2 separate regions of the Homo sapiens genome follow, and region 2 is linked to region 1. A link is an interaction called in ENCODE POLR2A ChIA-PET data of the cell type or tissue named here. Cell type or tissue: OCI-LY7. All regions are shown on one strand. Links, peaks and the distances in the headings refer to the core of each region. The heading gives the core; the rest is flanking DNA.

Region 1 (4,394 bases), core at 11-4,010:
GTCCTATCTGCTCTGGAGGCTGAGGTGGGAGGGTCACTTGAGCCTAGGAGGTGGAGGCTGCAGTGAGCTGTGATCATGCCACTGCACTGGGTGACAGAGGGAGACCCTGTCACACACAAACACACATACACACACACCATGGACTTAGAAAAAATTCCAGGATACTTGTGAAATACTGTCAGTAATCTTTAGTCGATGATTAACATTTCTTGTCACATCTAAATAGGGATAATAAGTCAAAATTTACTGACTACCTACTATGTGCCAAACTCTTTTAGCAGTTTACTTATATTGACTTACGTAATTCTTACAACAGTGTCTGATTTAGTGCTATTAACCATATTAAACTCCCATGTTACTGTCTACTTGCATTTGCTGCTTTATTAGCCTGAAGGTTTATTTCAAAGAAAATGAAAATTACTTTTAGCCTAAAGATATTTTCGGCCGGGCACAATGGCTCATGCCTGTAATCCCATCACTTAGGGAGGCCAAGGCGGGCAGATCACAAGGTCAGGAGATCGAGACCATCCTGGCTAATATGGTGAAACCCTGTCTCTACTAAAAACATACAAAAATGTAGCCAGGTGTGGTGGCGGGCGCCTGTAGTCCCAGCTGCTCAGGAGGCTGAGGCAGGAGAATGGTGTGAACACAGGAGGCGGAGCTTGCAGTGAGCCAAGATCAGCACCACTGCACTCCAGTCTGGGTGACAAAGCGAGACTCCGTCTCAAAAAAAAAAAAAATTTCAATTATAGTTTATCTACAAGCTTTACATGGATGTTTTTGTGTTGACTGCCAGTTGGGGTCAGCCATTATTGTGTGCTTGCTCCATTCTCCATCATAGGATAATTGATATTTTCTTTTTGTTGTCATGAGCAAAATGGAAAGTATTTCTGATTTTCCATAAATTGAGTCATTTGTCCAATAGAAACTTAAAATTATTGCGCTTTTCCATACTTGGGCTAGACCTAGTCATTATTGTGTTGAAGTTTTTCTTTTCTAAATTACTTGTAGCTTTTCCCCAAAAAAACTTTTGATTTTCAGATTATTTCTTTAGAACAAAATAAATATTTGATTCTTAACACTTTTCAAGTATTTATTGTCTGTAAAATTAAGTTTTTGTGATGTGTTAATCATCCACCTTAGAAATAGGCTATCAGCTAATTTGGTGGTCAGTGCTAGAGATAGTGTGATAGGGGCTTTTGCATACCTGTGAAATAAATGGTGTGTGTTTTTTTTTTTTTTTTAGGCAGAATCTCTGTCATCCTGGCTGGAGTGCAGTAGCATCATCTTGGCTCACTGCAACCTCCACCTTCCAGGTTCAAGGGATTCTCATGCTTCAAGCCTCAAGCCTGGGATTACAGGCGTCTGCCATCATGCATGGCTAATTTTTGTGTTTTTAGTAGGGACACGGTTTCACCATGTTGGCCAGGCTGGTCTTGAACTGCTGACATCAGGTGATCCGCCCTCCTCAGCCTCCCAAAGTGCTGGGATTACAGGCGTGAGCCACCACACCCGGCCGCGTTTCTTTTTTTTAATAAGTTCTCTCAGAAAGGATGACAACATGTCCAAAGTCATTCATCTATTAAGATGGTATGAGTTGGGATTCAAATTCAGGCAATTCATTTTAAACTGTACACACTACTTAGTAATGACAAAGCGTTTGGGAATTTTATAATGTATATAGTGTTAGCATGGGTATAGAAAGGCTGGGTAGTTTTAAAATTCTCTCATTATTGGGTCTATATTTGTGGACGGGGAAGCTATAATAATGCTATCTCAACTGTAGGCTCAGTTCTTGTTAGGGGAGCTTATATGCTCGTCTAAAAATCACAGAAGAGAATTTCTAAATGGAAGTACTTGTGGCCTTCATGTTACAGAGCAGATCTGTCATGGTAAGTACTGTATGCCTTCCCTTCCAAAACCGAGTAACTTGGCACTCAACCTACCTTGCTTTAGAGGAAAAGGGATGTCCCACTAAGCTTCTGGGCCCATTTCTTGGATTGCATCTTTATCCAGTAGGTTTCTGCTGGCAAAATAGGTTGTAAGAACACGTCCCTTTTGTTTTTTGTTTTCTTTTTTTTTTTTTGAGTCAGTGTTTCGCTCTTGTCACTTAGGCCGGAGTGCAATGGCACAATCTCGGCTCACTGCAACCTCCGCTTCCCGGGTTCAAGCGATTCTCCCGCCTCAGCCTTACGAGTAGCTGACATTACAGGTGCCTGCCACCACGCCTGGTGAATTTCTGTGTTTTTAGTAGAGACGAGGTTTCACCATGTTGGCCAGGCCGATCTCGAACTCCTGACCTCAGGTGAGCCACCGCACCCTGCTCTTTTTCTTTTCTTTTCTTTTCTTTTTTTTTTTTTTTTAATTTTTAAGAGCTCTGTTGCCCATGCTGTAGTGCAGTGGCAGGATCATAGCTCACTGTAACCTCAAACTTCTGGGCTCAGTTGATCTTCCCACCTAGCTGGGATTACAGGTGCACACCACTGTGCCTGGGTAATTAAAAAAAAATTTTTTTTTTCTTTTTTTTAAGAGATGGAAGGGGGTGGGTCTTACTTTGTCGCCCAGGCTGGTCTCGAACTCCTGGGCTCAGGCATGAGCCACCATGCCTGGTCCAATTTTTGAATTTTTTCAAAGGTTCTCACTGTATTGCCCAGAATGGTCTCGATCTCCAGATGTGAAGTGATCTTTCCCACTTGGCCGCCTAAAGTGCTGGGATTACACCGCACCTGGCCCATGCTTTTCTTTAAGGAAGATAGATTACCTTATTTCTCTCAGTTTTTATGATAGCCGTATACCTGCAAAGTTCCATCTTCCATTTCAGATTATTTTGTTTTTATTTTTAATTCTTTCAGTGTATGCTGTGTCTGTTAACTTGAAGTAAGGATAATAATTTCATACCTTGCTTATGCTCTCCCTTTGTGGTGAAATCATTATACTACTTTTCTTTCTTTTGTTTTTTCTTCAACTTTTATTTTAAATTCCCGGGTACGTGTGCAGGTTTGTTACATAGGTAAATGTGTGCCATGGTGGTTTGCTGCACAGATCAACCCATCACCTAGGTATTAAGCCCAGCATCCATTAGCTATTCTTCCTGATACTCTCTCTCCCTCTGCCCCTTTGTACTACTTTTCACCATTATGATTTTTACCATATCCACCTGCCAGTTTTACAGTTGATAAATGCAAGGCTGGGGAACAAAGTGAGACCCCCCATCTCTACAAAATAAAAATTTCTAAATTAGCCATGTGTGGTGTTAAACACCTGTAGTCCCGGCTGCTTGGGGCTGAGGCAGGAGGATTGCTTGAGCCCAGAGGTCGAGGCTACAGTGAGCTGTGACTGAGCCACTACTCCAGCCTGGCTGATGAAGCAAGACCCTGTCTCAGAAAAAAAAAAAATGTAGCTCGGGCACAGTGGCCCACATCTGTAATCCTAGCACTTTGGGAAGCCAAGGTGGGGGAGGATTGCTCAAGGCCAGAAGTTCGATACCTGCCTGGGCAACATAGCAAGACCCTGTCTCCACAAAAAGTTTAGAAAATTAGCTGGGCATGTGGCACATACTTGTAGTCTTAGCTACTCAGGAGGCTGAAGCCAGAGAATTGCTTGAGCCCAGGAGTTTGAGGCTGCCATGAACTTTGGTCATGCTACTGCACTCCAGCCTGGGTGACAGAATGAGACCCTATTTCTAAAAACAAAAAATTTAAAAAAGAAAGAAATGTAAGGGAGTTGGAATTCCTCCACACACTGAAGAGTGTCTTTGGCCATAATCATATTTGTGCTCCTTATTACGAAGTACTTGCCAAGGCATCCAGAATAGTGTGCTTACATTGAGTTTTTACCTTGAATTTTATAAAGTATTCTTTACATTTCAAAATAGTTTTATCTGTTCTCTGACTCATATCTTAGAGTTAAACAGGTTAAATTCTCACTGTTACTTGAGGCATGAAGAAAATGAGACATGGAGAAATGTTTTTGTTCAAGGCAGCACTGCTAGCGAATGGTAAAACTGGGATTCTGTGCTGTTTCTGCCTCTTGATAGAACTCCATGTTCATTGTAGGTGGGTCTGCCTCTATCCCTACTGTGATTAGAAAAGGAGGTCAGAACACTTAGGGTGGAAAAGCTTTTGGGGGTAAGAGCTGTGAGAGAAATGAACAGATCAGTCAGTAGTATAGAATCTTGTATATGCCAAGCATTCTGTATATTTATCAAGAAGAGCTCAGTGTCGGTACAAGGGGAAGTATTTCACTTTGAAAAGTTTGTTTATTTAGAGACAAGGTCTTGCTGTCACCCAGGCTGGAGTGCAGTGCCACGATCATAGCTCACTGCAGCCTCAAACTCTTAGGCTCAAGTAATCCTCCTACCTTAGCCTCCCAAGTAGCTGGGACTGTAGACACAT
Region 2 (4,394 bases), core at 179-4,178, 93 kb after region 1:
TTCTACCAAATGGCAACATGTCACTAGCCAGCAGGTAAGGGGTAAGGCTGTTCTGCCTCATCTCCCATACCAGTAGCTCCTAGACTGTGCTATTTGCCTGTTTTGATTCCTTCACCCCAAGTTTGTAGGACCTGAAGAAATCGCGTTGAGCAGTACTGCTAACAGAGCTCAGATAAGAGGCTGTTACCTAACACCTGGGAGCCTTGTGGAGGTTGGCTGGGGGTCACGTGACTGCACCTGGCCATTGTCTCCGGCAACCGGAGAAGGCTGTTAGTAGTCTCTCGGCCCTGGTCTCCTGGTGACATCAGCACCTGGAAGCAGGGAAGCCCCACAGGTTCAGCTTTCTGGGGAGGCCCAGGGCTAGGAGAATTCATGAATGAAACTGAGGCTTTGAGTGGCCTGGATGGAGAGGCCTGGGAATGCCTGCTCAATAGCCCCTCTGTCAACACAGTGTCTTGGGTACCTACCAGCACCCAAGAGAAAACAAAGTTTGCTCTGGTTAACTTTGGACACGTTTTTCATTCTCTTGTAGGAAAATTATTTAAGAGCCTTAACCCTAGCATCAGGCAGACAAGTTCAAATCCCCACTCTGCCACTTCCTAGTGTTATTATGTTGGGCAAATGACTGAAACTCTCTAAGCCTTGATTTCCTGATCTGTAATAAGGGGATGGTATTTTACCAATTTGGGGGAGATTTAAATAAAACTATGTATATAGAACAAGCCTAACATATGTCTATCATTGTGCAGATGAGGCCCAGATCTGAGTTTGTGTGTGGACATACGTACGTGTACCCATGCCCTTAGTGCTGTACATCTCTACTTGTGAGAGTAAACCATCCGGTTTGACGCAGTGGCTAAAGTTGGAACTTGGTACTAGGGCTGAGAGCTTGTGCCCTTTAAGTTCAACCATATTTGTTCAGGCTGCTTGTGACCCCTGGTGCTAGCTGCAAAATTCAGGATACTGTGTTAATTATTCATAGGTTAGAAACATCCTCGGGGAAATAGGAGAGTTTCTTTACCTCCCAAAAAGCATTTGAAGGATAACTTTTACCCCAGTGCACTTGAAGGAGAGTTTATGTTTCCCTTTTGCAGATGTAGAAGCTTAGGATAAAAGGGGAAATTTTACTTGTTGGTTGAATGAATTTGTATTGGCGCAAAAATCTTGGGAAAAAACAATTTTTACCTATGAACTTAAGTAATTTCCATCTTTTGGCTGCAGTATATGACACATGGGGGCTTTGAGTCCTTAAAAATTATACAAACAGGCTGGGCACGGTGGCTCACGCCTGTAATGCCAGCACTTTGGGAGGCTGAGGTGGGCGGATCACAAGGTCAGGAGATCGAGACCATCCTGGCTAACACAGTGAAACCCCGTCTCTACTAAAAATACAAAAAAATTAGCCAGGCGTGGTGGCGGGCGCCTGTAGTCCCAGCTACTGAGGAGGCTGAGGCGGGAGAATGGCATGAACCCGGGAGGCAGAGCTTGCAGTGAGCCAAGATTGTGCCACTGCACCCAGCCTGGGCAACAGAGCCAGACTCCATCTCAAAAAAAAAAAAAGAAAAAAATACACAAACTATGTTCATCTTAGGAGAATAGGAATATATACAGATGAGCAAAATAAAACTTGCCTGTGATTTTACCATGTGGAGGTAGCAATGTCAATATTCTAGTGCCTTCCGAATGTTATCTATGATATATATTAATACGTGTCCTTAATGTATTAATATTTTTATACAAATATGGACTCTTGCTATTGTTTTTTAGCATGGGTCCATATTTGTATAAAAATACATTAAACATATATAAAAACATTTAGCATGTTTTTTAACCTGTGATAAATTAGGGATATCTCTCTGTGTCAATACATAGTTTCTTGATTTAGCTTTAAATTTAGGAAGTTTTTGGAATATGACCAAAAGTTGGGGGCTGGCTTTCCCAAAGGAGGGGGGCAAGGTTACTGTAAGCCTAAATTATAACTCTTTTTAAAATTCTAGCAAGAATTGGTTATCTTTCTTCTTCCTTTTTTTTTTTTTTTGAGATGGAGTCTCACTCTGTTGCACAGGCTGGAGTGTAGTGGCTTGATCTCTGCTCATTGCAACCTCTGCCTCCCAGGTTCAGGTGATTCTCCTGCCTCAGCCTCCCGATTAGCTAGGATTACAGGCGCATGCCACCATGTCTGGCTAATTTTTGTATTTTTAGTGGAGACAGGGTTTCACCATGTTGGCCAGGCTGGTCTCGAACTCCTGACCTCAAGTGATCCTCTCACCTCGGCCTCCCAAAGTGCTGGGGTTACAGGCATGAGCCATCGTGCTTGGCCAGTTTCTTTTTTTCTAGTTGGAAGTTTTTATGAAAAGGAATCCCTGGGGGCCCACACTTTAGACTTGGAACTCTTGGAACTCTCCAAGTTCCGACCAGCTACCATATTTATGTCGTGTCCTCTGAGATCCTGATACTAGAGTGTTGGCCTTTTAAGTTTTAGGACTATCATATAAAGATGATTGTTGTTCTGAATGACAACTTTTGGGGAAGTGCAGTTGTTTAGCGGTTATAATAACATCTTCCTGTGGTACAGAAGCAAGTACAGTCCACGTTTGCTACTGCAGATGTAGGCTTCATGGAACCATATAGACTTTGAAGGCCGGAAGGATCCTGTAGCCATTTTGCAGATGAGAACACTGAAGCCCAGTGAGCTTTGGCTGGGCTTGGGACCTGGGCTAGAACCCATGTCTCTTGATTCCCATTTTGTACAGCATGGAAAGGTGGGAGTTACGGGGGTGCTGGGCAGAGTGGAGATTGAGATGTGCCTGCCTTAACTGTAGTTGAGGCTTTTGTTTTGATTAGTGTCCTGATAGCTCTCTACCCAGAGAGGCTTAGTTAAAGGAGGGAGTCGTAATAATCACGGTAAGTAGCTTAATTACTCATACAGTAAATGTCAGGGTTCTTTTAGAGTTGTTTCAGTGAGCTATTTCTTGCAAGAACTGGGGAGAACAATAGCAGGGATGGTCAGAGGCTTCTATGCTGTGATGTGAGGGGACTCCCAGGTTCCCGACCCTGAGTGTATGCTATGCCTTTGCACGTGCTGGAGATGTCCACGATGTATACTGAGGCTTTCGGCTCCTGGCCACTCCTGGGGTGGTCCCGTCTGACTTCAATGAAAGATGGGTCTACAATGACAAAGACCAAAGAAAGAAGAAACAAAACAGAAAAAGCGCTGCATGTTCTCTGAGTTCTGCTATTTTAAGAAGTGCATTTGTCACTGTGAAATTGATTTTCATCTTTTAAGGTATCTACAGTAAAGGGAGGGGAATTGTACCTTTAAGATAAATTACTTTATGCTGCCAGGAACACTTCTGTAGCTAAAAATGCCTTTGCAGTTTAAATTCTGAATGCCTCTTCTTTTCCTGAATTAATTTCCACAGAACTCTTAACCTTTATTTTCTCAGTTATGCATGACTCCAAGAGAAACATGTAACATGTAAATGACTTGGCCACACTCCATCACTGTACTTCCAGAAACATTTGAAACGTTTTCGATTTGTAGGGTTTTTTTTTCCTTTGTCAATTTTCTACTAATTATTGGCTTTGAATGAGCCAGATGGCATTGAGATTGATTTCCTTAACTCCCCACACTAACCCCCAAGAGGCTCAGCACCTTCATCACGGGGTCTGGATAACAGAAGAAACTGTGAAGACAGGCTCTCCTTTGAATTAGCCATCCTTTGCGGTGTCTTGGGACTGTCAGATGGAAGGGAGGCCTTTGTTATGAAAAGCAGCGCACAGTCTGTGGAAGGGTGGAAGCGAACTCAGTAATGCTGAGTGCTCTTGTCTAATGGGGAACGTTTTCTGACACTGAGCATTTTGAGAAATGTCCTGTATATAGATGAGGGAGGGACATGATACATCACTTGATGTAGATTTCTAGTTTCATCACAGCCAGACCCAACTTTTGCCTGAGGTTGGAAAATAAATGACACTTCGGGGATTCCCCACATGAATTAATTGTGTCTCTTAGCATTTCTTACAGGGTGCATTGTACACCATAGAGTGCCATAGATTGTTTATGCCAGTTTCTCAAGATAGGATTTTTGTCCCTGGAATTTGTAAATCACAGGGAGGACCAGCCCAAGACCAATTCGCATGACAGAGGGAGACCTGTGTTTAATGGAACATTATGATTTTATTGGCGAATTAAGTCAGAAAATGTACCATTTTGGCCTGGCACAGTGGCTCACACCTGTAATCCCGGCACTTTGGGAGGCCAAGGCGGGTGTCACTTGAGGTCAAGAGTTCGAGACCAGCCTGGCCAACATGGTGAAACCCTGTCTTTACTAAAAATACAAAAATTAGCTGGGCGTGGTGGCATGCACCTATAATCCCAGCTACTTGGGAGG

Evidence for each region. ChIA-PET counts read pairs that join two places held together with the same protein. Peaks named below come from ENCODE experiments on the same cell type or tissue, not always from the same donor. Only the 100,000 strongest peaks of a DNase experiment are listed, where the experiment ranks them.
Region 2: POLR2A ChIA-PET joins it to region 1 with 5 read pairs; 4 of 35 experiments call an interaction of 5 or more read pairs at or near these places.

The regions. Positions count from the first base shown.
Region 1 is chr14:91,502,295-91,506,688 of GRCh38, reverse strand. The region is part of intron 1 of PPP4R3A (protein phosphatase 4 regulatory subunit 3A); the gene reads left to right. Among named protein-coding and RNA genes, the nearest start is that of PPP4R3A, 5.8 kb to the left of the region's middle. In OCI-LY7, for the core only: no CTCF peak of the experiment used is centred there; no DNase peak of the experiment used is centred there; H3K4me3 peaks cover 829 bases.
Region 2 is chr14:91,409,607-91,414,000 of GRCh38, reverse strand. All of the region lies in intron 2 of CCDC88C (coiled-coil domain containing 88C), which reads left to right. Among named protein-coding and RNA genes, the nearest start is that of CCDC88C, 6.0 kb to the left of the region's middle. RefSeq lists enhancers at 3,014-3,093, 3,665-3,794. In OCI-LY7, for the core only: no CTCF peak of the experiment used is centred there; DNase peaks (open chromatin) are centred at 250, 846 and 2,590; H3K4me3 peaks cover 3,658 bases; H3K27ac peaks cover 3,484 bases.